Regions from separate parts of the Homo sapiens genome. Here all the other regions are linked to region 2. The links are chromatin loops, found by intact Hi-C in ENCODE. Cell type or tissue: PC-9. All regions are shown on one strand. Links, peaks and the distances in the headings refer to the core of each region. The heading gives the core; the rest is flanking DNA.

Region 1 (6,286 bases), core at 1,144-5,143, 120 kb after region 2:
AGAGGTCCTTGATCTCATAGAGCTGACATTCTGGTGGCAGAAGACAGACAATACAGGGAAGCCTTTGGGCTTTTTCCACTGTGACATTCCACTACGTGCTCCTCACTCTAGGGCATTCAATCCATCCATCAACAAACATTTATTGAGTACCACACTCTGGGCCAGGCAGATTCAATTTACACTCTGTAAATGTGCACTTATTAAAATACTGCTACCTGTTTCTACCTCAGTTTATTTTTTAGAGGCAAGCTCTGAATTTTCAGTGGGACTCAGCAGATCTGGGGCATTTTCTGTAATCTCACTCTGTTCCCTTCTCTAGGGCCCAATACGGTGCTTTTCAGCTGAGGGCTCCTAGAATGATGGGCAGGCATCTTCCTCACTGTTCTTCACTTCATCCCTATGCTGGTGTGTGGAGGTTTCTCTCCAATGACAAGTAGAAACACAGAGGCCTATGTACTCTAAATAAAGCGTGGAAGGAAAATTGGCCATTGGGGCCCATGGGCTTCTCCTTGTAAACTCTCTCCTCCTTCTTTTATGTCCCTCTCCCCAGGTTTCTATTTTGCTCTTAGTAAATAAGCTGTCAGCTAATTATCTCTACCCCTAAAGTGAGGGCTGGTAAACCTTCACGCATTAGCCCTCTCAGGTGTGTCTGCATTGTAATATAAGACTCTCAAAAAAGAGAAATGGTCTGTCATGATAGAAAGTGCAATAGGACTTGGGTGGGTAGGGGAGACTTCCAGGGTTCCTACAGTAATAATGCTGATGAGAACAACAACAACCAATGGACGTTAATCTTCACAATAATCCTCAAAGGTAGGTAGCTTATAAGTACTGAAGCTGGGTTCCAACCCAGGCTACCTGGTTCTGTACTACCTGGTCTGTACTTTTAACCACCATGATGGCAGCTCCCAATCTGCCACATACAACTCAATCTACTTTTCTGGGATAATACATTAAATGAGGCAGGATACATAACAGCAAATAAGGGCTTTTTTTTTTTTTTTTTTTCCCTGCATGGATATTGCATGATTCAAGACAAAGAAGGGAGCTGGACAGGGTATCCGTGCGGGCTGCCTCAGCTGTTCGCAAGCTTCCACACTGGCAGTCTTCATTCTGCCCTTCATCCCTGAAAGTCTAAATACAAATGTCACCTCTTCCAGAAGCTTCAGCCGATTTCTCCAGCCTAAAGTCATCTCTCTCTAATCTCTTCATACTTTATCTGTACTCTCTAATTATTAGTTTTCTTTACTGTTTTATGGTTAATGTTACCTCAATTTAACATAATCTATTTGACCCATTCTTGTTGTTGCTGCTCCTTCTGGTCCCACAAACCTCTAGTGTGGTGCTATATACGTAAGAGAAGCTTCATTATGAAATACAAGAATGAATGAGTGAATAAATGCACAAATTGATGACCCACAGAAGCTCTACTGATTCATATCCATTTTTAGGACTTATCTGGTTCCCTCTTCCCAGAGTTAGGGGACTCAGAAAATGCCATAGAAAACAGCAGGCTTCCCAGTCAATCACTGCCAAGATTCTTGGCTTGGCCAGGCCCAAAGTCAAGTCTTTGGTTTCAGCTTGCTATAGCATCACATGTTTTTCCTGGCCTGATCCCACTTCCAAGAGGCTCAGAAAGTGGAAAAGGAGCCACAGAACAGAAAGTGCTGGGCATAGTCACCCCAGGCCTTCTCCAGGATGGCGACACCTTCTAGGGATAGTGTCTGGGTCCTCCTTTTTAAAGTATAGGTGTGGCCCTCATCTGAGGCAACCCAGCCCAGTCCTTCTCCATGGGTGGCTAGGAAGGCCAGTGTGGAGCAGGCAGCACAGAGATGTCAGGAACCTTGGGCACAGGCTACCCTGGAGGCTGCTTTTGTTTGTTTGTTTTTTTGAGATGGAGTCTTGCTCTTGTTGCTCAGGTTGGAGTGCAGTGGTGTGATCTTGGCTCACTGCAACCTCCGCCTCACAGGTTCAGGTGATTCTCCTGCCTCAGCCTCCCGAGTAGCTGGGATTACAGGCACCTGCCACCACACCCAGCTAATTTTTTGTATTTTTAGTAGAGACCAGATTTCACCATGTTGGCCAGGCTGGTCTCGAACTCCTGACCTCAGGTGATCCACCTGCTTCAGCCTCCCAAAGTGCTGGGATTATAGGTGTGAGCCACTGTGCCCGGCCTGGAGGCTGCTTTTATAGACTTCTGGTCCTGGCAGTTTACATGAGTTCCTGCAATACAGCCCCAACCTTAGGAAAAAGTGAGTTTTGCCTATGTGGCCCAGGAAAGCAGACATGAATAGGCGGCCATGAGGCTGAGGGTAAGCTGGCACTGATTCTTCTACTTTCTCTTCTCTAATTCCTGTGCCAGGAAGGCTTCCTGTACACCAGTCATGAATTCTTCCTCTCTTCTATTTCCTTCCCCTTCCCACCCCAACCCCAAATCTCACATTGGTTGGGAGGTGAAAGGAAGAGTGAAATGACCTGGCAGAGGAAAAGTATAAGCAGAAGAGTTTCTTCCTGTAAGGACAGGTGGTAGGACTGGCTTTCTTTCTATCCCTGCTATCTGCTATAAGATGTGGGGCCCAGAGACAATGTAATACGTTCAGCAAAGAGAAGTTCAGCAAGAAGCAATTGAAGTAGATAGCTCCCCAATATGACTTTGCATCCATACACAATTTCCTGTCCTGCTAGTTTTTTAATCCTGTCTCAGTCTCCCTCATGATCAGCAAGATTACGTGGTCGTTGATAAATTCAGTGGGGATTTCCTTGTTGAATGTGTCTGATGCTTTTCATCTGCATGCAAGGGTCCTGTCGAGAAATTAGGGAGGAAGCCCACTGACTGAAATGTCCTTCTACAGGGACCCTATTATCTCACTTCAACTGGAGTCCTAGGCTAATAAAACCCATTGGTAAGTTAAACAAACCTTTCCTCTAGCTATGCCAAGTGTCTGCGACAGAAATCCTTCATGCCAGGGTTTTCCTCCTTGTCCAAGACTTAGAAAAAAGTTGTTTTCTCAGCTGCTTTGAAGCTCAGGAAGAGAGCCAGGGAGGCAAACAAACCAGTTAGTCTTGCATCAGATAATTCAACAGGCTTTTGATAACCCCAAAGTCTTCTGTCCCTTCCCAGGTTGAGCTGAACTCTCCAAGCCAAAGGACAGAAGGGCCGGAAATGCTCCAGACAGGAAGATCTGTGACTGGAATGAGGCCATAGGATCAGGGGAGCTTGAAGTGTACCCAGTGATCCTCACAGGAATTCCCCATTGTGTTGCGAGAGCTGGAGGGAAAGGTGGCAGAGGTCCAACTCCCAGTCTGTAGTTGGATCTTAGACTGATTAGAATCTGCTTCATCACTTGGAAAATCACTCTGCATGGAACACTGAAGCCTCAACACCAGCAGCTTTGCAGGATTATGCGGGCAGAGCAGAGAATGAGTTTAGCGGCATCTAAACTGCCTTCTCATAATAGAAGAGCAAGATCTGTAGAAGTAATACAGTGCTGGAAAATGGCAGGATGGAAAAATGAACTGTATTTGAGCAGGCATGAATTTATTAATTTGTCTACATGTGGCCTACTTCCCAAGTTTTTCTACAGAAATTAGGGGACATAAAGTAAGCTGATCTGAATCCCTAAAAAATATAATATAAATAATAATATACAATATAATAATATGATATATAAATAATATAATTGTAGTCTCTGGGAAGAGTCTCTTAGGAATTTTGACCCTGAGGTTATAAGATCCTATTTCCTCATAGAATATCATTATGCTCTTGTATAACACCTCTCTGGTGATTGTTTTCAAAATGTTTACCTATAATATAACACATCAAGTTCCCAAAGTATAAGAAAGTATTGCCTAGAAAAGAGCTAGGGCTCCTTAAAGAAAATATTAATTTTTTCTGATCAGTAGGATGTTAACTTAGTAAATTATGGAATAGTAAATAGTTCAGGGTCAGAATGACATTTTGAGTTTACGGTTTTTTCCTCAACATTTTATTATGAACCTTTTCAAACATAAAACAAAAGTGAAAGAATTTTATAGTGAATACCCATAAACATATCAACTGGTTCTGCCATTAACATTTTATTACTTGAACCCAGGAATTTGAGGTTGTAATGAGCTATGATTAGCTCTCCAGCCTGGGTGACAGACCAAGGCCCTGTCTCAAAAAACGGAAACAAAAAGACCAAAATAATTTTATTACACTTGTTTTTTAGCACATATCTATTTATCTATCAACCCATCTTATTTTTTGTTCTGGTTGTTATTACATTTCAAAGTAAATTGCAAACATCAGTACACTTTTCTCTAACTACTTTAGCATGCATATAGTTAACTACAAGCTTAATATTTATTAACACAATTTAAAAACCATGTTGGTTTTTTTTTTTTTTTCAGTGAACTTTACATGTGGTTTGAAAGTGTTAATAATTCCTAGGGCTGGGCGCAGTGGCTCACGCCTGTAATCCCAGCACTTTGGGAGGCTGAGGTGGGCGTATCACGAGGTCAGGAGATTGAGACCATCCTGGGTAACATAGTGAAACCCTGTCTCTACTAAAAAAAAAAAAAAAAAAAAATACAAAAATTAGCTGGGCGTGGTGGCACGTGCCTGTAATCCCAGCTACTCGGGAGGCTGAGGCAGGAGAATCGCTTGAACCCAGGAGGTGGAGGTTGCAGTGAGCTGAGATTGTGTCACTGCACTCCAGCCTGGCAACAAAGCTAGACTCCGTCTCAAAAAAAAAGAAAGTATTAGTAATTCTTCCTGAATTATACCACAATCAGAGAAAACTTATCAACTACAAATATATGGTAGTATGCAAATTTATACAGTCAAAAATATGGGCCACCAATTCTTTCTACATTAATATCAGCTTTATTTAGGTATAATATACATGCAATAATTTTTTAACATAAGCATTTAAACTGTATATTTCCCTATAACTACTGCTTTAACTACACCACATAAGCTTTGATATGTTGTATTTTTGTTTTCATTTTCACTCATTTCTAATTTCTCTTGTGATTTATTCTTTGAACTATTGCTTATTTAGGGGTGTGTCTGTGTGTGTTTTTAAATTTGCACAGAACTGAGAATTTCCAAATTTTCCTTTTGTTACTGATTATCGATTTCATCCCAGGGCTGGGCGTGTTGGCTCACATCTATAATACCAGCACTTTGGGAGGCCGAGGTGAGCAGATCACTTGAGGCCAGGAGTTCAAGACCACCCTGACCAACATGGCAAAACCCTGTCTCTACTAAACATACAAAAATTAGTTGGGTGTGGTGGTGCATGCCTGTAATCCCAGCTACTCAGGTGGCTGAGGCACAAGAATTGCTTGAACCTGGGAGGCAGAGGTTGCAGTGAGCCAAGATCGTGCTACTGCACTCCAGCCTGGGTGACAGAGTGAGACTCTGTCTCAAAAAAAGCAAAAAAAAAAAAAAAAAAAAAAAAAAAAAAAAAAAAAAAAAAAAAAAAAAAATCATTCCATTGTGATTGGAGAAGTTTGTATGATTTCAATCTTTTAAATTTATTGAGGCTCAACTTGTAGTCTAATTTATACTTGAGAAGAACATGTATCTGCTGTTGTTTAGAGTGTTCTATAGATGCCTTTGAGGTCTAGTTGGCATAGAGTATTGTTTGAGTCTTCTATTTCTTTGCTGAACTTCTGTCCAGTTGTCCTATCCATTATTGAAAGTGGGGTATTGAAGCCTCCAGCTATTATCATTGAATTTCTATTTCTCCCTTCAATTCTATTAGTTTTTGCTTCATGTATCTTGGGGCATAGGTGTTAGGTGCACATACATTTATAGTTATGTCTTCCTGATGGAGCAATCCTTTTATAATTATAAAATGTCTCTTTTTTTGTTTCCAGTAATGATTTTTGTCTTACAGTCTAATCTGTCTGATAGTAGCATAGCCATTCCAGCTTTCTTTACTGTTTGCATGACATGTATTTTTCCATCTTTTTACTTTCAACCTATTTGTGTCTGACTCAAAGTGTGTCTCCTGTAGACAGCATATATAGTTGGATCATGTTGTTTTTAAAAAAAATTATTCTGTCAATCTCTGCCTTTTGGTTGGAGCATTAATCAACTCACGTTTAATGTAATTATTGATAAAGTAGGATATATGCCTGCCATTTTGCTATTTGTTTTCTGTGTGTATTTCCTTTTTGTTCCTCTGTTTTGCCATTACTATCTTCTGTCATTACTGCATTCTTTGTGTTAGGTATTTTTCTAGTGTACAATTTTAACTCTCTTGTTGTTTCTTCCACTATGCATTTTTGAGTT
Region 2 (6,286 bases), core at 847-4,846:
AACCTTGGGGAAATGGGGCTGGTTGGATGGGTCTGAGAGAGGAAAATAACTGAAAGGGAAGAAGAGAGTCATGGGCACCCAGGGAGGGGACAGTGGGAGGTGTGGGGCAGGCGTGTGCACCTAGGACGGCAGGGGTTCAAGAAGGGCTACAGCTAAGAACAAAATCAGTGGAGGTGACTGAGGAACAGCTGAGTGGAGCAGCAGGGGTGGAATAAAGCCCACGTGTATAACAATGTCTCTTCCACGCGGGTCACTGTCCCAAACACTTCCCACTCAGTGACTCACTTCATCTTGCCCAGAGTGCCCATTTGCAGATGAGGAAGCAGAGGTGCCGAGCACTAAGTAGTCCAAGGTCACACAGCTACTCAAAGGTAGGACAGGCCTCCTCCAAGGTCACACAGCTACTCAAAGGTAGGATGGACCTCCAACCCTGGGAGACCTGCTGTGTGCTAAGCTCTGAGATCAGGCCAAACCACAGCTGGCCGCAGGGCAAGCAGGAGGCGAAGAGGTGGGGCAGAGTGGCAGGCCTCCCTGACAAGGCTTACACTGAGAGAAACTTCCAGAACATGGAGGAGAGAAAATACACTGAAAGAGGAAATGAGGGGGAACCGGGAGCCCGGGCCCTGTTTTGTCCTGGGATAATGGTAGCCAGCGGGGGTCTCAGGGCAGGCAGGTAGGATGGCTGCTCTGGAGGAAAGCAGTGCTTCATAGGCAGCACCTTTCAAAGTCCCCTTCGAAGCTCCATGCTGGCATTGCGGGCCCTTCCCTTTCCTGTCCCCCACCTCCACTTGCGGGCACCGCCCCCTCCCACACCTTCTCCTTCTGGGCAGATCTTAGGGCCCTTGCTTGACTGGGCCTGGGCTGGAGACGTGGAGGCATCTGCCACACTGAGTCTCTGCTGCAGCCGACGGTGGGGGCACAATGCCCGTGAACCCCATGACCATTTTCTCTCTTCTATTTTCTTTCCTGGACACTCTGACAGTGGGGCAGCCAGCCTCCTTGGAAAGAACATGGGTGGGGAACAGAAACTGGGGTTGTAAGGTATGCCCCACGCACCAGGCTCAGCTCTCTCCAGGCTGATTTGGGAGCTGCCGGTGTGTTTAGGAAACATGCAAATGGGCTGCCAGGTAAAATATAGACCACCCAACACAATCTGGATTTCAGACAAGCAAGGAATCATTTTTCGGTATACATATGGCTCAAATATTTTATAAAACACACTTATACTAAAAAAAGTATTCATTGTTCATCTTAAATTTAAATTTAAATGAGTGTTTTCTATGTTTATTTGCAACATCTGGCACTCTATCCTCAAACACAAACACCCAGCCTGCCTCCCAGGACTTGGTCAAAGAGAAGCTCAGGCTGCTGCTATGCCTTTGATCTGGTGCACCTACGTTACATTCTGTGCTCCAGGAATAAAAGAAATCTCTGAGCTCCCTCAATTCACTGTCTGAGAAGTTAAGAAGTCCCTCCTCTGGATCTCCATGGGTAGTAATGGAGGGGAGGGAGAGAGGAGTTTGGTGATTTGAAAGCAGCTGGACAAAGGACTTGAAACAGAATACTAGGTGCTTCTGGGAGGCCCCTAGAAGCAGAAGTGACTTGACTGTAGACTCTTGAATTTTCAAGGTGAGGCCATGTGTGCAAAGGAAAATTGGTGGTGTCGTCACCAACATGGAGAGTCAAGAGAGCTGAATCTGGCATCAGTGACTGCCAGGAGACCCTTCTGGGCCCTACTGTGTGTCCTACCTCTTTACTCTGCACAGAACCATGGAAGGGGCCAGAGAAGAGGCTACTAAGGGTGGATGGGTAAGGCCAAGCAACTTATCCAGGTCCACACAGTGAGCTAGAAGGAAAGCAAGCCTATGACCCAGCCCCCTGAACCCTTGATATTTCCAGAGAGCTAGGTCTTGGGAAGGTCGAATGACACACCCATTAGCTATCCCTTGAGCATGCTTTCCTCCTTTGTCTTGTCACCTCTCTGTCTGCCACGTGTTGGAAGGCACATGGATCTGGGCAGGGTACCTGAGTCCAGACCACTTTCCCTGAAATTCCCTTCTGGATTTTGGGCTTCACCTTCCTGTGATCTATTCCTTCCAACTTGGTCTCCTTTATATCATTATAAGGGCCCTTTGCCTGTGAGTCAATATATCCTTCAAGGAGAGAGGCTATCCAAAGACATTCAGGACCTGGGGCTCAGGTGTGAAGTGTTGTCTGTTGTCTCTTTGCTTTATACTAATTGCATAGGAAGTCATGTGTGAGGTGGGCCGGCAGATTCTGAAACCTCCATGAAAGCTGCCATGTCATATCATCCATGGCGGGGAAATTACTTTCTTTCTCCTTTTTTTGTTTTTGTTTTTTTGAGATGGAGTTTCCCTCTTGTTGCCCAAGCTGGAGTGCAATGGTGCAATCTCCGTTCACTACAACCTCCACCTCCCGGGTTCAAGCGATTCTCTTGCCTCAGCCTCCCGAGTAGCTGGGATTACAGGTGCATGCCACCACGCCCAGCCAATAGAAAAGGGGTTTCACCATGTTAGCCAGGTTGGTCTCGAACTCCTGACCTCAAGTGATCTGCCCACCTCAGCCTCCCAAAGTGCTGATATTACAGGCATGAGCCACCGCGCCCAGCCATTACGTTCTTTATCTTTGCTTTTCTTTGCTTTCACTTCTGTTAGCAACGAGTTTCAACAGCCATTGCCACATAGTGTTGCATAGGCAGCAACGTGTTCGACAATGTGCTGTTGACAAGCACATACCACAGAATCAGGAAGACCAGTAAGTATTTCAGGAATTTGCCTGATGGAAATGACTCAAGTCTGGGGCCAGCATGAAATCCTATAAAGCAGTAAGGACACCCACCATTCTCCCTGATTTGAACCTACCCTTGAGGACATGTCTGACTCCATTCATTCACTTAATAAGTACTTATTGAGCATGTACACCACGGCAGGTAGGATTCTAAGTGCCGGGGACACAACTTTGAGAAAATAGACCAAGTCCCTGCCTTTAACTGTGTGTGTGTGTGTGTGTGATGAGAGAGGTGATAAACACAAATGTATCTGGTAACAATAAGTGCTATATAGAAAAATAAAGCAGGGGCTGGGCGCGCTGGGAGGCCGTGGTAGGCGGATCATGAGGTCCAGAGTGGGATCCAGGCTCAGTTGTGAGGAAGGTCTGAAGTGAAGGGAGCATGTTGAACCCTGGCTCATGGCTTGTGATTGAGAACACCATGCAGTGACCAGCCTAGGATTCCATTTTTTTTTTTTTTACATAAAATCAGATGAATAATGAGTAAAAGCACATGAATAATTTTACATTTGACTGTGGAAGCATCTAAACTAAAGGAGGGAGAGAGGGTTGTTCTTGGTTATTCCTTTTTGAGGCTGGGCCTTCATCTTCAAAACCTTCATCTTCAAAATGATTAAAATTGTAGACAAGGCCACAGGATGAGAAGGGTCCAGTGGCTTGGCTCTAGTTATCCTAGGGAGGGGCAGTTCCTTGGGTGTCCATGAACTCAGAACGTGCAAACCTAGTATTGCCTCCCAACTCTCTCCCGGACCCATGTGTCTCCTTTTGAGTTACAGTAATAATGGAGAACAACTGGGCCCTCTGTTTTTAGGCTAAAGGTCAAGACCAGAAAAGACTTGGAACCAAACTGGAAATTCTGCTTCCTTCCCCATAACTCCCTGTCAGCTTGTAAGCACCTTCTGTTCATCCAAGTTTTGGAGAAGACATTGGTCTTGTGTTCTGACAGACCCTGGCCTCCCAAGCTTGCTTTCCAGGGAATCTCAGCAAACCACAAACGGAATGCCCCTGTTGGTTCCGCTTTCATCTACCATTTTTTTCCTAAATAAAACACAATGAAATATTTTATCTTGATCTTGAAATACTTGCACACCAGGACCTGCTGTAGAAGATCCCAAGGTAACAGAAAGTTCATCAAAGAGCACAGACTCTGAGTCAAGAGGTGGAGCACCCAAGCTAGGTTCACCTCTGACCCCTTCCTTACTAACATCATGCCCCTGCGTGAGTCCAAACCATTTCTTGCCTCCAGTGCAGCCAAATGACAGAGGTCAGAAGGGTACCACTGATCTGATTGTTAAGAGGCAAAGATGACTCATACCCTAGAAGCTCTAAAGTACCAAGGCCTGGGTCCATCCCTAAGACTGTTTCCCTGCATTCCCCAGGGCTGGCATGCCTGGATGCTTTAGCATCTCCATCTGGAAACAAGACTCATTCCTCACTAAGTGCCATGGAAAGGCTGCAAAGACACTTTCCCTAGAACAAGGGTTTTAAGCTTTATGCATCCTCAACCTTCTAGTGGGGGCTTTACTTCTCATTCCCCAAAGCCTCAAGGTCCTCTGGGTTGGGGGTGGCAGGCAGGTCTGCAATGGTAACAATCCTAATCACGAAAAGGAGGAAGGTGTCCCCTGTGCTTATTTTTCTCCATTTGCCTTCTCCCTTCATGTTCATTCTCTTCCCTTTGGTGCCCTGCTCTGTGACCCCTGGGGCTGAGTGCTAGGAGCTGAATCACCAGCTTCCTTTGCCTCTAGCTTCCTTTTGTGTCCGGCAAATGTGAGGTACAGGCAGGAGGCTGGAGGTCAGGAGGGTGTCTCTTCCCCTGCTCCCTCTTTGCTCTGGTGCTTGGCTATGGCAGGGACTGTGGCCCTTGGGACCACTGCTCTCACCAGGTGGCCACCTCTATGCTGCCAAGACTCACCAGGCCCCAGTCACACTATTTCCTTTCTTTGCTCCTTTGGCTGAGGGCTGGTATCATCTTCCCACTATTGCTAGTTCCTGGGTGCCTCAACATTCCTGTTGCTGCCCTGAACCCTGCCCGTCCATCTATAAGTTGTGCCTTCACTACATTCTTCTTAGTCAAATCCTTTTGAAAAGAACTCTGTTTCTTGCTGGGACCCTGATTAATATATCTTTCTATATGTATTTCAAAATAAAAACTACCCTAAACGGTAAGGTAAGTATGAGGCTTTCTGACACTGACTCTTTTGAAGCTATGTTGGTGTCCAGAGGATGAACTTGGCTGCCAACTGGGGCATGAGCCTGGGTGCAGGGACTGCTGCTCCTGAAGCTTCTAGAATGAACAGGTCAGGGGCCCTGGGAGTTGCTGAGCCTTCCTCATTGGGAGAATCCCCATTCACCATGGGTGTGTGGCGTTGGGGAGGGAGAGGGGAGGAGATGGAATTATTTCACAATCTACCATGCCGCAAGGCTCTGGGATTCAACGGTCCATTTCAATTTTTCAAATGGGGCCTAAGACCCAGGGAAGAGGCCACAGAGCCCATTTCAGTCCAAATCAGCCAGACCCCAAACCTTTACAGATTCTCATCCTGGGGAAAATAAAATCTGGTGACTGCCAGAGAAATGAGGGGCAGGGGGAGCAGGGAGCAGGGAGGGAGCTTGTCATGTAAGCCTTGGCATCAGACAGCATTTGATTTCTGGCCCTACCATTTAGAAGCTATGAGAACTTGGGAAAGTCACCTAACCCCTCAGAGACTCGAGTCCCTCACTTTCCAGTTGGGAATAAATAAACTCCATATCCTCTAGGATTGTCGAGTCAGTATCTTTGACAGAAAACCCTGGCTGAGAAGCTCCCACTGAGGAGCACCATCTGAAGGGCTTGGCACAATGCCTGGCCTGCAAAAGGCATGCAGGAAATGGTACTTGGTATTATCTAAGTCCATCTCCATGGCTTCCCACTAGAGAAAAAGTCATTGTGGAGAACATACTTGGATGTATGAAGGCAATCAGAAAACCAGTCAATGGCGTGCTTTCCTCTTCTCTAACCTCAGAGTGGATTTGGATGAGAAGACTGCTCATCCCCAACCTCTCTTGCTCCTGGGCTTATTTCCCCAATCCCCCCCACACTTCATAGCTACTGGAGACCAAAAATCCTTGCTAAATTGGCAGGCTTTCCCCCTTCTCTGAGGAGCTCTTGGAATTGACTAACGAGGTTACCACAGGTGCTGCCTTGCTGCCAGCCATGAAAAAATAAAAATAAACTATTTTCTGTTGGAGAAGGGTGATGGGGACACATGCCCAGAACCTGCTACTGCAAGGATCTGAAACCACGGGGCTGTTGCAGTAATACATTTCTGCTTCGCTGGCCCAAGGTCCCTGTCCCATTAGAGTGGGCCTGGTGGATTCAAAGTGGAGGCCCCAGGTGTGGTGGGCTGGCCCTCTGGGTGCCCCTATACAGGCTGCTAAAGCAATGGGTGGGAGGACAAAGCTATCTTTTTGGTAGAGATCCACAAAGATGTCTCAGTTG
Region 3 (6,286 bases), core at 1,129-5,128, 99 kb after region 2:
CCTTTCCAGAATTCTCATTTGGCAATCCTGGTTTTGCTGGACAAACTTTTACAACCCTGTCTCTGAGCAGTCATTTTGCTTTGTTCACAACACACAACCTAAAAGACATTATGCACAGAGTTCAAGGCTCTCTGGGTTAATCCAAAATGTTCACCCTGTAGGCTGACGGGGACCACACATTTCTGAATCTTCACCAGGACTGCAATACCTTAATAGAATGGCCAGAAGGCTAGCAGGATTAGGGAGACAAAGTTGAACTTTGATACACACACACATACACACACACACACACACACACCCCTAAAATATCTCTGAATTGCATCATTAATTACTTTCAGTAAAAGTAATTACTTTCAGTAAAAGTAATTAATGATACAAAATGCCACACTAGAATCTCATGGGTGGTACCAGCTTGGCAGATTATCAGCTCACGGGGAAGAATGCTACCTGTGTCCTTCTTTCTTGTGAACATTTCCTGGGGCAACTTTCCTGTGCATGTCTTCTGCTCCTTAAAAATGGTGACATGATAAGGCAGTGATGGAACCTCTACTATATTCTGAGCATCACTGCTCAGAGTAGAAGATCAAACTACTAGCATTGTTCCTGGTGATTCTTTTATTTAGAAAATATTCACTGAGTTCTTTACTATTGTGTGTGTAGTATTATGCTGAGTACTTTAGTGAACTTAGGATGAATAAGAGTTGTGAACAGAAATATTACAGGGCAAGGGATGAAAGAGAAAAGAGAGTAGAACTGCCTGAGTTCAAATCCACATTTCATCCTTTCTGGTGACAAACTGAACCTCTCCTGCTTCAGTTCCTCATCTGTAGAGAAGGAATAATACAAAATTCTACCTGTAAGATTACTGGAAGCATTAGAGAAGATTGTGTATGTAAAGTGTGTGTCAGACACGCAGCAAGTGCTCCATATCAGAGGCAGTGCTTACGTCCTGTCCCTGCAGCATGGTTTGTGGTGAAGGCCTGGAGGGCCTTGGGCAGGAGAGTACTGTATTGGTTTGTCAAACACTGGGTATAGGGCACTCTCTTATTGTTTCTTGGGGTCAAAAAGGTAGTCTCAAGGAGGAGCCACTTAATTTTTGACATTTGGAATTAGGATATGTTTTCCTCTTGCTTTTTTCAGACACTTTTGAGTGATCCATTTTAATGTGTGAACAATGTAGCATTTTTTTTTTCGTGGCAGACAATGGAGGTGAAGAGAGAACAATTAGGAGTTGCAGAGAACAGACAGCATCTTGCTCAATGTAAGGGAGGAAAAATAATATATTTTCCTCACCTATCTCAAGGTTCGTGGCTGAGAGCACTACAAGAAAACACAGATTAACAAGAGAAAAACATATACATTTACCTTTTTCTTGTTTTAAACTGAAAGTACCTACTAAGTGACTCAACCAAAACCAAAGAGCCTTTTATGACTTCACCATGGACTAAGAAGGGGTTCTCAAAAGAGAGTGCAGCCCTCCCAAATCCAGAACTACCCCCAAAGAGAGTCAAAAGAAATATACAAATAAACCCCCCAAGAGCTGGCAATACTTGGTAGGATAGCTGGAAATAGGGTGCAACCCACATTTCTGTCCAGCCGTATTCTTGAGTTCCCTCCCCTGAAGTTGGTTGGGGAACTCAAGACAGCTTGCATGCCCCAACAGGGAGAAAATCAAACCAAGTTATCAGGACAGAAATTGAGAAAAACAAGGAAAGAGACAGCAGTCCCTGCGAGGGAAAGGATCAGTAACAAACGAGTACCTTAAAGCCAGATTTAGTCAGAGAGTCACAATATAGACATTTTTTTTTTTTTCCTGATAATCTGAATTTGGGAAGGAAGGGACAAGGAGAAATTTCTAACGTCTCTCTTGACCAAGCACTACAGACAGAGATCTGGGAGAGCTGACTTTGATAAGAATTCTAATTTTTCCAGCTTTTTGTCAGTTGCCCCAGGATCTCATCTGCAAGATCCAGAATGAGTGGGGTGTCTCAGTCACCCCATATTGGGCACCAGAAACTGTAGGGGAGAAAAAGTAATATCTTGCATGAACGCATTGCAAGGTTCATGGCCAAGGCCCCCATAACAAAAGACAGATTTACAAGAGAAGGCCGGGCTCACACCTGTAATCCCAGCACTTTGGGAGGCCGACGAGGGCAGATCTCCTGAGGACAGGAGTTCGAGACCAGCCTGGCCAACATGGTGAAACTTCATCTCTACTAAAAAAAAGTACAAAAGTTAACCGGGCATGGTGGCACATGCCTGTAATCCTGGCTACATGGGAGGCTGAGGCAGGAGAATTGCTTGAACCCGGGAGGCAGGGGTTGCAGTGGGCCAAGATCATGCCACTGCACTCCAACCTGGGTGACAGAGCAACACTCCATCTCAAACAACAATAACAGCAACAACAACAAGATTTACAAGAGAAAAGCATAAAAATTTATTTAACGTAAGTTTTATGTGACATGAGAACCTTTAGAAATGAAGACCTGGCTGGGCGCGGTGGCTCATGCCTGTAATCCCAGAACTTTAGGAGGCTGAGCTGGGAAGGTGGCTTGAGCCTGGAAGATCACTTGAGCCCAGGAGTTCAAGACCAGCCTGGGCAACACAGTAGAGACTCTGTCTCTACAAAAAATAAAAAATTAGCCAGGTGTGGTGATGCCCATCTGTGGTCCCAGCTACTTCGGAGGCTGAGGTTGGAGTATTGCTTGAGCCTGGGAGGTTGAGGCTGCAGTGAGCTGTGATAGCACTGCTGTACTCCAGACTGGGAGACAGAGTGAGACTCTGGCAAAAAAAAAAAAAAAAAAAAAGAAGAATAAGAAGAAAGACCACCCCCAAACCAGGGAAATCTGTGTATTTTTATGCTTAAGTTTGATGAAGAGTAGACAGTCAGGCAGAAGTATGATTGGAGGACTAAAGAGTATGATCTAATGGGAATAAACTGGGGGAAATTTAGCAAGGCCTGTTTGTTCAGATTCTTCTCTGTCCCTGTGTCTTCAGAGATAAGGACATTCCTTTCCTCTGGGTAGAGAGTGAACACTTCAGGAATGAACATTTTACAACCTGCTTCAGGAGAGGAGGGGTGAGGGGAAGGTGACAACGGCCTTCCTGCCTCTGCTGTTTTTTCAAGGCCAACGTGCCGGATTTTGGAGTACTGTATCCTGAACCCTACCTCCAACTTCTCAAATAGTCCCTTGATGTCTGAAATTAACCAATTCATGTCATAAGAATCCACAGGAAATGTATATTTCCTGATTAAATACGAAAACTCACCTTGGTTTTCACCAACATTCTATTGAACATCCCAAGTTCTCAAAATGTACCTCACTCAGAGGGAGACACATGGTCACAGCCTGGGACATCTTCCTGCTCTGCCTCTTCCAGGTCTACCCAAATCCTTCTTGCCTTCCGATGCACAGCACACCAATACCTTCCCTGATTCACTCCAGCTGAATAAGATGCTCTTCCTATTGCCCTTGCTGCCCGGGGCTTGGATGTGATTCTGCTTTATATTATAGTTAATAGTTTGTAAGTCTTTTCCCATTCCTTGGAGTACATTTTTGGAGGGCAGGCACACACTGAGCTTTGTTTTCAAGCTTTACCTGAGCACTTGGTATGCGCTCAACAAATACTGAGTCGTTAAAGGACTCAGTCTTTCTTCATCAATCTTCATCAATCTGCACCTACTTGGTGCACAGCACTCTGTTGGGCACTCATAGGAGACATGAAATAGGATGAGACTTGATTCTAGCCCTCAATGCACTAAAAATCTCTGATGGAGGAGCAGGTACAAAGTGATTCTACAGAGGACAGCTTGAGGTCACTAACAACCTGGGTAAGATAGGTCACAAGGCCAAAGGCTGGAAAGATTTAATGCCTGGCTTTGAAGGGGCTAAAGCCCCCAGACCTTGCCCTGAACCCAGTCTGATGCTTCAATCAGAGCCTCATGGCAGTAGGAGTGTGTAGGCTGGGTGTTCTACTGGAAACGACTAAATTATCCTACGGGTCACCAATTGATTTATTTGCTAATTGACTGGCCCAGCTTTGGGCTTTAAATCTAAAGAAATCATTTCATCCTTTATTAAATACTGCATGAGTCTCAGTCTTTGTTCTGCAGGGCTATACACAATATACCAATAAAACTTGAATTTACACTACAATAGTTATGCCACTAATGACCTTCAAATGCCACTAATACCATACATGCTCCACTTCTCGGCTGGATCTGAACCTGTCAGTGAATTCTGAGCCCATCGACCTCCCTCTGACACAGAGTCGACCCCCTTGCCCATGCCCGCCCCCAGCCTCCCACATCATTCCATGATTTCATTTCTGAATCGGTTACTATTTGGAGACCCCAATTCCTTTACACCTACTCTTTTTATCTGGTAGACAATACTTTATTCGGAAATGTTCCCTCCTGTAATTACAAATCTTGTTAGTCATCCTCCTCCTCTCCCCAGGAGGATTGTGGGCTTTAATTAATTAATGTGGTTAAACCGCTTTGAGGTGCCTGGTTGAAAGGTGCTATATAAGTGCAAATTATTATTATGGCTGTTGACATCCCATGGCGGCAAAGCCCTCAGCCCTACACATCTAGAGACCTGAACAAAGGCTTCTTCATCTTCACCTTCCCTGCTAGGTCTGAAATCGCTAGCTCAATGGTTTAGGAGCAAATCTGTTACCATCTCAACAGCAATCAACTAATTAATCCCCATTATGTCAGCTTCCGTTTCCTTCTTCCAAGCAGTACGGTCCTGTTTTATTTCACAAATCACACCCCCATCAACTCTAGACAAAGGTCACAGTATCCCTATGGCTTCTCTTGGCCTAAAGGAAAAAAAAAAAAAAGAGAAAGTTTGAAAAAAAAAAATTGTTATGAAATGCACTAACTTCCCACCAGCAACCTAAATGGAACTTTCCTCCAACAGCAGTCCTCTTTCATACGTATTGCCCACAGAGCCACTGGCCTTGCAAACCAGAGATCCAGAAACACAGCGGAAGTGTGGGTTAGGGTCCCGCAGCCCTGGCTTGACTAAGGATAGCTATAGACAAAAGGGGAGTGTCGCTGCACTGGGTGGGAAGAGGTCATCCACAGAAGCAAGCACCCCTCTTCAGCTTTCTCTATGACCCCCAAGTTTCCCCTGAGAAAGCCAGCTGCCATCTGTAGCCAGGAAGCCCTCACAAAGGCAGGGGACCATGATTTAGATGTTTTGTGCTATATCTAGCACACCACAGTCCTTAACAAATGCCCAATACTTCCACTATGATGGTAGCCATTGAAAGCAGCCCTGTGGGGGAGACTTGGCCTCGCATAGGGACGCGGCTGACCAAAACACTCCTTACAAGGTTGTGCCTCACACCCTTTGTTCCAGTGGATGTGGGCAAGCCTCAGGGGGTCATGTCTTCATCTGCCTTCATTTATCCTCCCTATTGAAGGGCTCCTTCAGGACACTGGTCAGCCTCTGTGGGAAATGATTTGGAGAGCAACAAAAGAACCTGGGCTCTCTGGGAGGGCTTCAGAATTCAGTAAACATCTGGACATGGAAGGCCAGGTTCTCAAGCAGTCTAGCTGGGGAGATGTCAAAAGAGAGAAAGAGCTGTGTCTGCAATGCAAGCCCTTAGTTCTGTGGCGACATTTGTTGTAGAAAGACACAGACACCCCAGTAGGTAGATAGGAAGATTTTTCAAAAGCTCCTCTATTTGTCGGGTTTTGTGAGTTCAGTGCACTGTTTGTCAGTTCTCATGGCATGTGTGAGGAAACAGAAGTTTCGCATGGCTGGCGAGCAGCATGTGATGGGTGTTCTGACTCTGTGTGAGCTATGAATAACCTGAGGTTGCATAAGCCTGTCCTGGTAGTTGCTGTTAAGCTGTCTGTTATCCTTGAAGTTTGTAAAGCCCTCATGGGTCAAGATGACTTACTGGATTCTCACCCACGAGCACATTTTAATTGACAAAAAAATTAAGCACTAAGTGGCGAAATGATTTACACTTCATCGGTGAAATTCAGGATCTGAACTCTTGACTCTCAACGTTGCCTTTATTGTTGAGTCAATCCATTTAGAACACATTAGTCAGCATGACTCAACATTCACTACTAATCAGCATTAGTGATGGAACTAATCAGCATTCCCCAGTGTCCCTGAATCTATCCTCAAATAGCAAAAGAAATTGGCTTCTGTCAAGAGACAATGGAATGCGGTTTTTGTCAGTATTCACAAGCTGAAATCCAGTCCAAGTCCCACGTACTCTCAAGAACCTACCTCAGTCATCCTACTTGGAATAAGTC
Region 4 (6,286 bases), core at 1,293-5,292, 640 kb after region 2:
GGTGCACTATTTCAAACCCCTAATGCAAAAAAAGAAAAAAAAAAGTTACTTACCTGTGCCTGTAACTTGCCAGATATGCCCATTTCTTAATGTAACTCAGCTTTAAAGTCCACTTTTAAAATACCCTCACTATTACCATTGTATTTCAATATCAACCTGAAGCTGTGGTAAGGGGCTGAAGAAGGATTTCAAATGGAATACTGGGAGAGATGGACCAATGAGACAGACAAGTGGCCACAACCATCCCAGCGTGTTACTCTATGTTCATCAACACAGTCTACCTGCTCAATTCCTAATGGGGAGCACCTCCATTCATACTGTGTCAAAGACACACTTCATTTTCTCTACCTGCCTTCCCCTTACCACCTAAATATGAGTTTTTCTTGCCAATGGGTTACTCCCACTATACCTAGAGTAAAAGAAAGAAACAGCCTGCGGCACATGATGTTAATCAACTGAGAGGAGATTTCTCTGGTGGTGATTTGACAAAAGTAGAATTATCGTCATCTCTGCTAGAACCGGTTGGTTTTATTTCTAGCTATATCTCTAACAGTATATCTTACCTGAGACACCAAAGGAAACAACTATTCTTTTCTCACTACCCCAATCCCTATCATTTCTCTAACTAGCTTGTAACTGGGATATCACAAAGACAGGAAGAAGGTGTGTCATGTGCTGTAGGACATTATGTTTCACTCTGAGCAGCTTCTGTTCTTTTTTGGCTTCCCATAATTGTATTACATATGGATTTAGGGCTCAGCTTTGAATTTCAATAAAAGACAACTGTTATCCCCTTCATGGCACCCTACTGCAAATCCTTCTAAACTACTTTATTTCATTATGCTATAAATATTACATTTACATATATGTGTATATAACATATTTCTGCTACAAGTAAGACCATCAAGAAAGTAAAAGGACAGAATGGGAGAAAATATTTGAAAATCAAATATCTATTAAGGGTCTTGTATCCAACATATAAAATGAGCACTTTAAAATACAATAATAAAAAGACAACCCAATTACAACTGGGCAAGAGATTTAAATAGACTTTCTCCAAAAGAGATATACAAATGGTCAATAAACACTTGAAAATTCTCAACATCATCAGCCATTAGAAAATGCAAACAAAAACCACAATGACATAACCACTTCACAAGCACTACAAGGATTATTGTAATTTTTAAGAAAAAGATGACAAGTATTAGTGAGGATGTGGAGAAACTGGAACCCTAGCTCGCTGCTGGTAGGACTTTGGAAAAGTGGCTTCACAGTTCCTCAAATTATTAAACACAGAGCTGCCATATGATCCAGCAATTCTACTCCTGGGGATATAACCAAGAGAAATAAAAACATATGTCCAAACAAAAGCTTGTACATGGATGCTTATTACTGCATTATTCATAATACCCAAAATGTGAAAATAAACCAAATGTCCATCAACTGATAAATGGATAAACAAAATGAGTTCTATCTATACAACAGTATATTATTTGGCAATGAAAAGGAATGAAGAATACTGATAACATGCTGCAACACTAATTTTGAAAACTTTATGCTATATGAAAGAAGCCAGTCACAAAAGAACACACATTATATGACTCCACTTTCATGAAATGTCCATAACAGGCAAATCTATAGAGATAGCAAATAGAGATTTCCAAGGGCTTGGGGAAGGTGGAAATGCAGAGTGAGAGAGTGGCTGCTACTGGGTACAGGGTTTCTTCTTGGGGTGGTGAAATGTTTTGGAATTAGACTGTGGTGATCGTTGCACAATCTGTCAATATGCTAAAAAAAGAACCCTATATTGTGTACCTTAAAAGGGTGAATTGTATGGTATGTAAATTATATCTCAAAAAGCTGTTAAAATTTTTGTTTTTTGAAGGCTTTTTATAATGTGTCCTTTATAAGATAGACCTTTCTAAAAAGGTCTATTAATAAAATGACATCTATTTTCTAATATATATTCTTGAATATGAAAGTTCTGGCATTCAACAAACAGACGTTGGCCTACTGACATTATCCTCTGGTATAATAGAATTCCGCCATAGTGAAATCCCTCTCTGCCCACCTTTTACTACTCTACTTGACCTTGTCTCAGTTCTCATACTCATCTTTATAAGATGAAGTCCTCGGCAGGCCCTAGATCCTGAAGGAGCAAATAATAGATGTCATCAGTGCCTATTATTTTAGAAAAAAGAAACAAGAAGACTGCAGCTGGGCTACTTATCTAAGACAACGCAACAGAATCCACTTTAAAATTTAAAAGAGTTGGCCAGGGGCAGTGGCTCACACTTCTAATCCCAACACTTTGGGAGGCCAAAGCAGGAGGATCCCTTGAGGCCAGGGATTTATAACTAGCCTGGGCAACACAGCAAGATCCCCATCTCTACAAAAAAATTTTAAAATCAGCATGGCCTGATGGTATGTGCCTGTAGTCCTAGCTACATGGGATGCTGAGGCAGGAAAATCACCCAACCCCAGGAGGTGAAAGCTGCAGTGAGCTATAATCGAGCCATTGAACTCCCATTTGGGCAAGAGAGCAAGACTGTCTCTGAAAAAAAAACTTTTTTAAGAGTTGTATTTGTAGAATTGGCACTACAAATCCATCTCTAGCATACAACTGGTATATCTTCTGGTTATCTTTGAAAGTGCACCATATCTTACACTCAAAGTAATTGCCTAATCATCCTCACATATGTAAAAAAAATCTTAAAGGATGGTCTTTCTGGCATATCCAAAAATTAACTCTCTCCAAAAGGATTCCTATACAAATTTATCTTATACCAAGTACACTATAATTAGTCAGATTTATTCATTCATTTAACCAAAATTTATTGAGCACTCACCACCTGCTAAACACTGAAACTACATAAATAAATTAAATTAGAAACAGACCCTACCATAAAAGAATTCATCACTGTGGAGAAACACAAATGCCTCGTAAACAGGCAATATGATAGTGTGCTATATAGCAGAGGAGAGTATGGTGCTGTCAGGAAAGCATTCAAAGTCAGAAGCCTAAATTCTACAAAGAGCCAGGAAGGCTGTAGACTATAACCAGGAGACACCTTGCTGAGGTTTCTCATCTGATCCTACCATTCGTTCAACGTATGGACATTCCCCCCCATCAATAAGAGTCAGGGATGGAACAACATGCTCCAGATTCCTCAATAATATACACTCCCTGCCCTCAAGGGGCTAATTTTCAAAGTATGTCAACTAGAGTACTCCAGAAACTCTTTTCTCTGATAGGGGAATGAAATAGAGAATACGAAACAAATAAAACTAAAAATAAAAGGTATTATTTCATGTATTATTTAACATACTCTACAGGAAGGGGGTCAAGATTTTAAGTTGAGATATTTTAAACTCCCTTTAGCTATCAACTCTCTGAGGGTAGAAACAGCATCTCGTATCCTCAGCCAGAATTCCTAATTCCCATTAAATACGTGTCAAATAAATAAAGAAATGAAACAATGGTAAGCAACAAATGCCATAAATACCACTTTCCTGAGCTAATTACTGATGGCATTTTACTACTTCCTTCACAGTACGCCTGTTTACTTTCTCCTTTTCTCTTCTCTTGCCCTCCCACTTCTTTCCTCTCTTTTTATCTTTATCTCTTCCTTTCTCTCCTATTTGAAATCTGCATCTTAAAGACTGCCACCAGCTGCTCTCACAGGCAATTGCTTTGCTAAGTAGGCCACAAGGATCCTAGTGAGCAATGGAGTATTCACAGTTTTCTAATTAAAAGATGCCACCTAGTGGTTACAGTTCCCTTCATCCTGATTGTACCAGGAAACATGAAAGTTAAGCAGTATTAACAAATTCCAGGTCTTCTGTGGTGCCAGCTTGGTCTAACGGCAGCATCAGATACAATGAACCCATTTCCTTTCACATCTACAACCAAGCTGTCAGAAGTAACTGATGTTGATAGTCTACGAAGCTTTGTAGTCAGGTGTATATTGACTTTATTTATTGCCCTAAAGTAGACAAATTTGTTACTTCAATTCTGGTAGAATTAAAGGTATAGGCATTGCCTGACTCAGCAGGAGCATAGAGGTAGCTTCTGCTCTTCCTGAACTCCTCAGCAGAGATGTATTCAAGGTGGCTAACTAGAGAGATTGGACACTCACCCTCTCCAGAAAGAACCAAAATTACTAATATATAACCAAAATAATCACACCTATAATAGAACATCTAGAAGAGAACACTAGTGTCCAACAGGATCTAGTCACAGGAAACACCTGAGGCAAAGAAGGAGAAGGAAGCAAGTGACCAACTCAGCCAAGATCAGCTATGAGCCCCAAGGGACTCATTATCATAGGGAAGGGTAAGTGAGAGAACCTTAACAATCCATGTCCCCACTGTGGACTGCAGCAATCCAAACCATGGGAGAGCTCCTCTACCCACACAAACCCTGATACTAGCAAGGGTGGTGATCTGGAGACCCACAAGGGCATTGCACCAGACAAGGAACTCATGCTGGGTCAGTCACACCCCCAAGGCCTAAGCTGCTACTGCAGAGCACTACTGTGAGAGCACAGCTGTCATAGGACTGCATCCTGACCTGGAAATCAGAGGCCCCATATCTCCACATTCTGGGATCTCCCACTAACAACCCCAGTGTTGACTCAAATGGCTACAGCAGCATAGCACTGGCTGGACCCAAAGGTGCTCCAGGGTCCCCAGTATTCTAGCCCATGGAAAACACTACTCCTCAGGGAATGGTGCAGTGTACCAAAAAGTTACAGTGTACCAAAGGTGCATTCTACCGGAAAGGCAGCACAAATTCTGTGCTCAAGCTCACAAGTGGAAAGATCTCCTCCCCTTCTCTGCATATTGCCATAGCAGTAGCTGTCACTAGGAACCCAGATGGGTAAGCATAATAGCTGTCTGGAGCTGGAAGCAGTGACCCTGCCTGCACCAATGGAGTGGTCTCTGTGCTCAGGTTTACACATATACAACAGGAGCCTCTCTCCTCCTCTGCACACCACTACAGCCGCTGCCACTGCTGCTATTGCCAGGGGCCAGGGTGGACAAGCCGGAGGAGCTGCCTGTCTGGGGCTGTAAGTAGTAACTGTGCCCCCACTGGTGGTGTGGCCTCCATGCTTAGACTCATACGTGAACATGGGGCCCCTCCCCTCCTTGGCATAGCAGTACAGTACTGTTGCTGCCAAGAGTGGACAAGTCTAAGAGCTGTGTGTCTGGGGCTGTGGATAGTGACCCTGCATCACAGCCACCATCAACATTAGCACATACTGCTTGGGACCCAGAGGGTCTTCTCCTCACTGCTGCTGCCACTACCCACACCATACCAAATTCCCAGGGACATGAGAACTTGCTCACCTGCCCACCCCACCTCTGCCACCACCACCTCAGCATCTGAGCAAGCCACCTGGGGAGCCAAGAATTGAACCTCTTGGTCCCACTAAAACTAGTGCCACTGCACACTGTGCTGGGGCCTAAGAACAAGTATGATCAGCCCACCGCTACCACCAATAGGGCCCAAAAAGTGGCCTGCCTAGCATCCCTGTCCCACCAAACTTCACTATAAGCTCCACTAATAACCACACCATAAACCATGGAGGAAATCACAGATAACACAGATATTGTTTATAGCTAAAGAAATAATACAGAGACTACACAACTGAATGCACCCAGAATCAAAGCCAAAGAGCCCACCCAACTAGCACCATTGATACATCTCCTATGAAAGAAAATCCAAAAGCAGGAGCTAAACATTGGGTACACATGGACATAAAGATGGGAACAACAGATGCTGGAAAATACATGAGGTAGGAGGGAGGGAGGAAGACAAAGATTGAAAACTACTTATTGAATACTGTGCTCACTTCCTGGGTGACATGTTCAATTGTACTCCAAACTCCAGCATCACATAATATAACTTTGTAACAAACCTGAACATGTACCCCTAGAATCTAAAACAAAAGTTGAAGAAAAGTTAAAAATAAAAAAATAAAAAATTTGAAGAAGCAACTATTATACCAGGTGTGCAGATGTCAACACAAGGATATAGAAAACATGAAAAAGCAAAGAACTATGACACCTCCAAAGGAACATAATAATTCTCCAGCAACACATCCCAATAAAAAGAAATTCAAGAAATGCTGGGCCGGGCACTGTGATTCACGCCTATAATCCCAGCACTTTGGGAGGCCAAGGCAGATGGATCACCTGAGGTCAAGAGGTCGAGACCAGCCTGGCCAACATGGTGAAACCCATCTCTACTAAAAATACAAAAAATTAGCCAGGCGTGGTG

The links. Hi-C counts contacts between places; a loop is a spot of excess contacts. Peaks named below come from ENCODE experiments on the same cell type or tissue, not always from the same donor. Only the 100,000 strongest peaks of a DNase experiment are listed, where the experiment ranks them.
Region 1: a loop joins it to region 2, with 7 times the contacts of the local background. A loop is called at or near these places in 5 of 110 quality-filtered maps.
Region 3: it touches region 2 in a loop (8-fold over the local background); 5 of 110 quality-filtered maps call a loop at or near these places.
Region 4: a loop joins it to region 2, with 11 times the contacts of the local background. A loop is called at or near these places in 2 of 110 quality-filtered maps.

The regions. Positions count from the first base shown.
Region 1 is chr14:68,456,059-68,462,344 of GRCh38, reverse strand. All of the region lies in intron 9 of RAD51B (RAD51 paralog B), which reads right to left. Among named protein-coding and RNA genes, the nearest start is that of RAD51B-AS1, 230 kb to the left of the region's middle. In PC-9, for the core only: no CTCF peak of the experiment used is centred there; a DNase peak (open chromatin) is centred at 3,134; H3K4me3 peaks cover 1,772 bases; H3K27ac peaks cover 4,000 bases.
Region 2 is chr14:68,574,488-68,580,773 of GRCh38, reverse strand. It overlaps a transcript of RAD51B not described here. Among named protein-coding and RNA genes, the nearest start is that of RAD51B-AS1, 110 kb to the left of the region's middle. RefSeq lists an enhancer at 4,201-4,370. In PC-9, for the core only: a CTCF peak has its summit at 2,979; DNase peaks (open chromatin) are centred at 2,743, 3,953 and 4,513; H3K4me3 peaks cover 1,175 bases; H3K27ac peaks cover 3,190 bases.
Region 3 is chr14:68,476,189-68,482,474 of GRCh38, reverse strand. RAD51B (RAD51 paralog B) reads right to left here. Exons shown (of 11, transcript NM_133510.4): 11 at 4,382-4,827. The coding sequence ends at 4,811. Among named protein-coding and RNA genes, the nearest start is that of RAD51B-AS1, 210 kb to the left of the region's middle. RefSeq lists enhancers at 5,916-6,135, 5,132-6,286. In PC-9, for the core only: no CTCF peak of the experiment used is centred there; a DNase peak (open chromatin) is centred at 2,994; H3K27ac peaks cover 3,642 bases.
Region 4 is chr14:67,931,654-67,937,939 of GRCh38, reverse strand. The region is part of intron 7 of RAD51B (RAD51 paralog B); the gene reads right to left. Among named protein-coding and RNA genes, the nearest start is that of RAD51B, 120 kb to the right of the region's middle. In PC-9, for the core only: CTCF peaks have their summits at 3,559 and 3,761 (motif pointing left); a DNase peak (open chromatin) is centred at 3,729.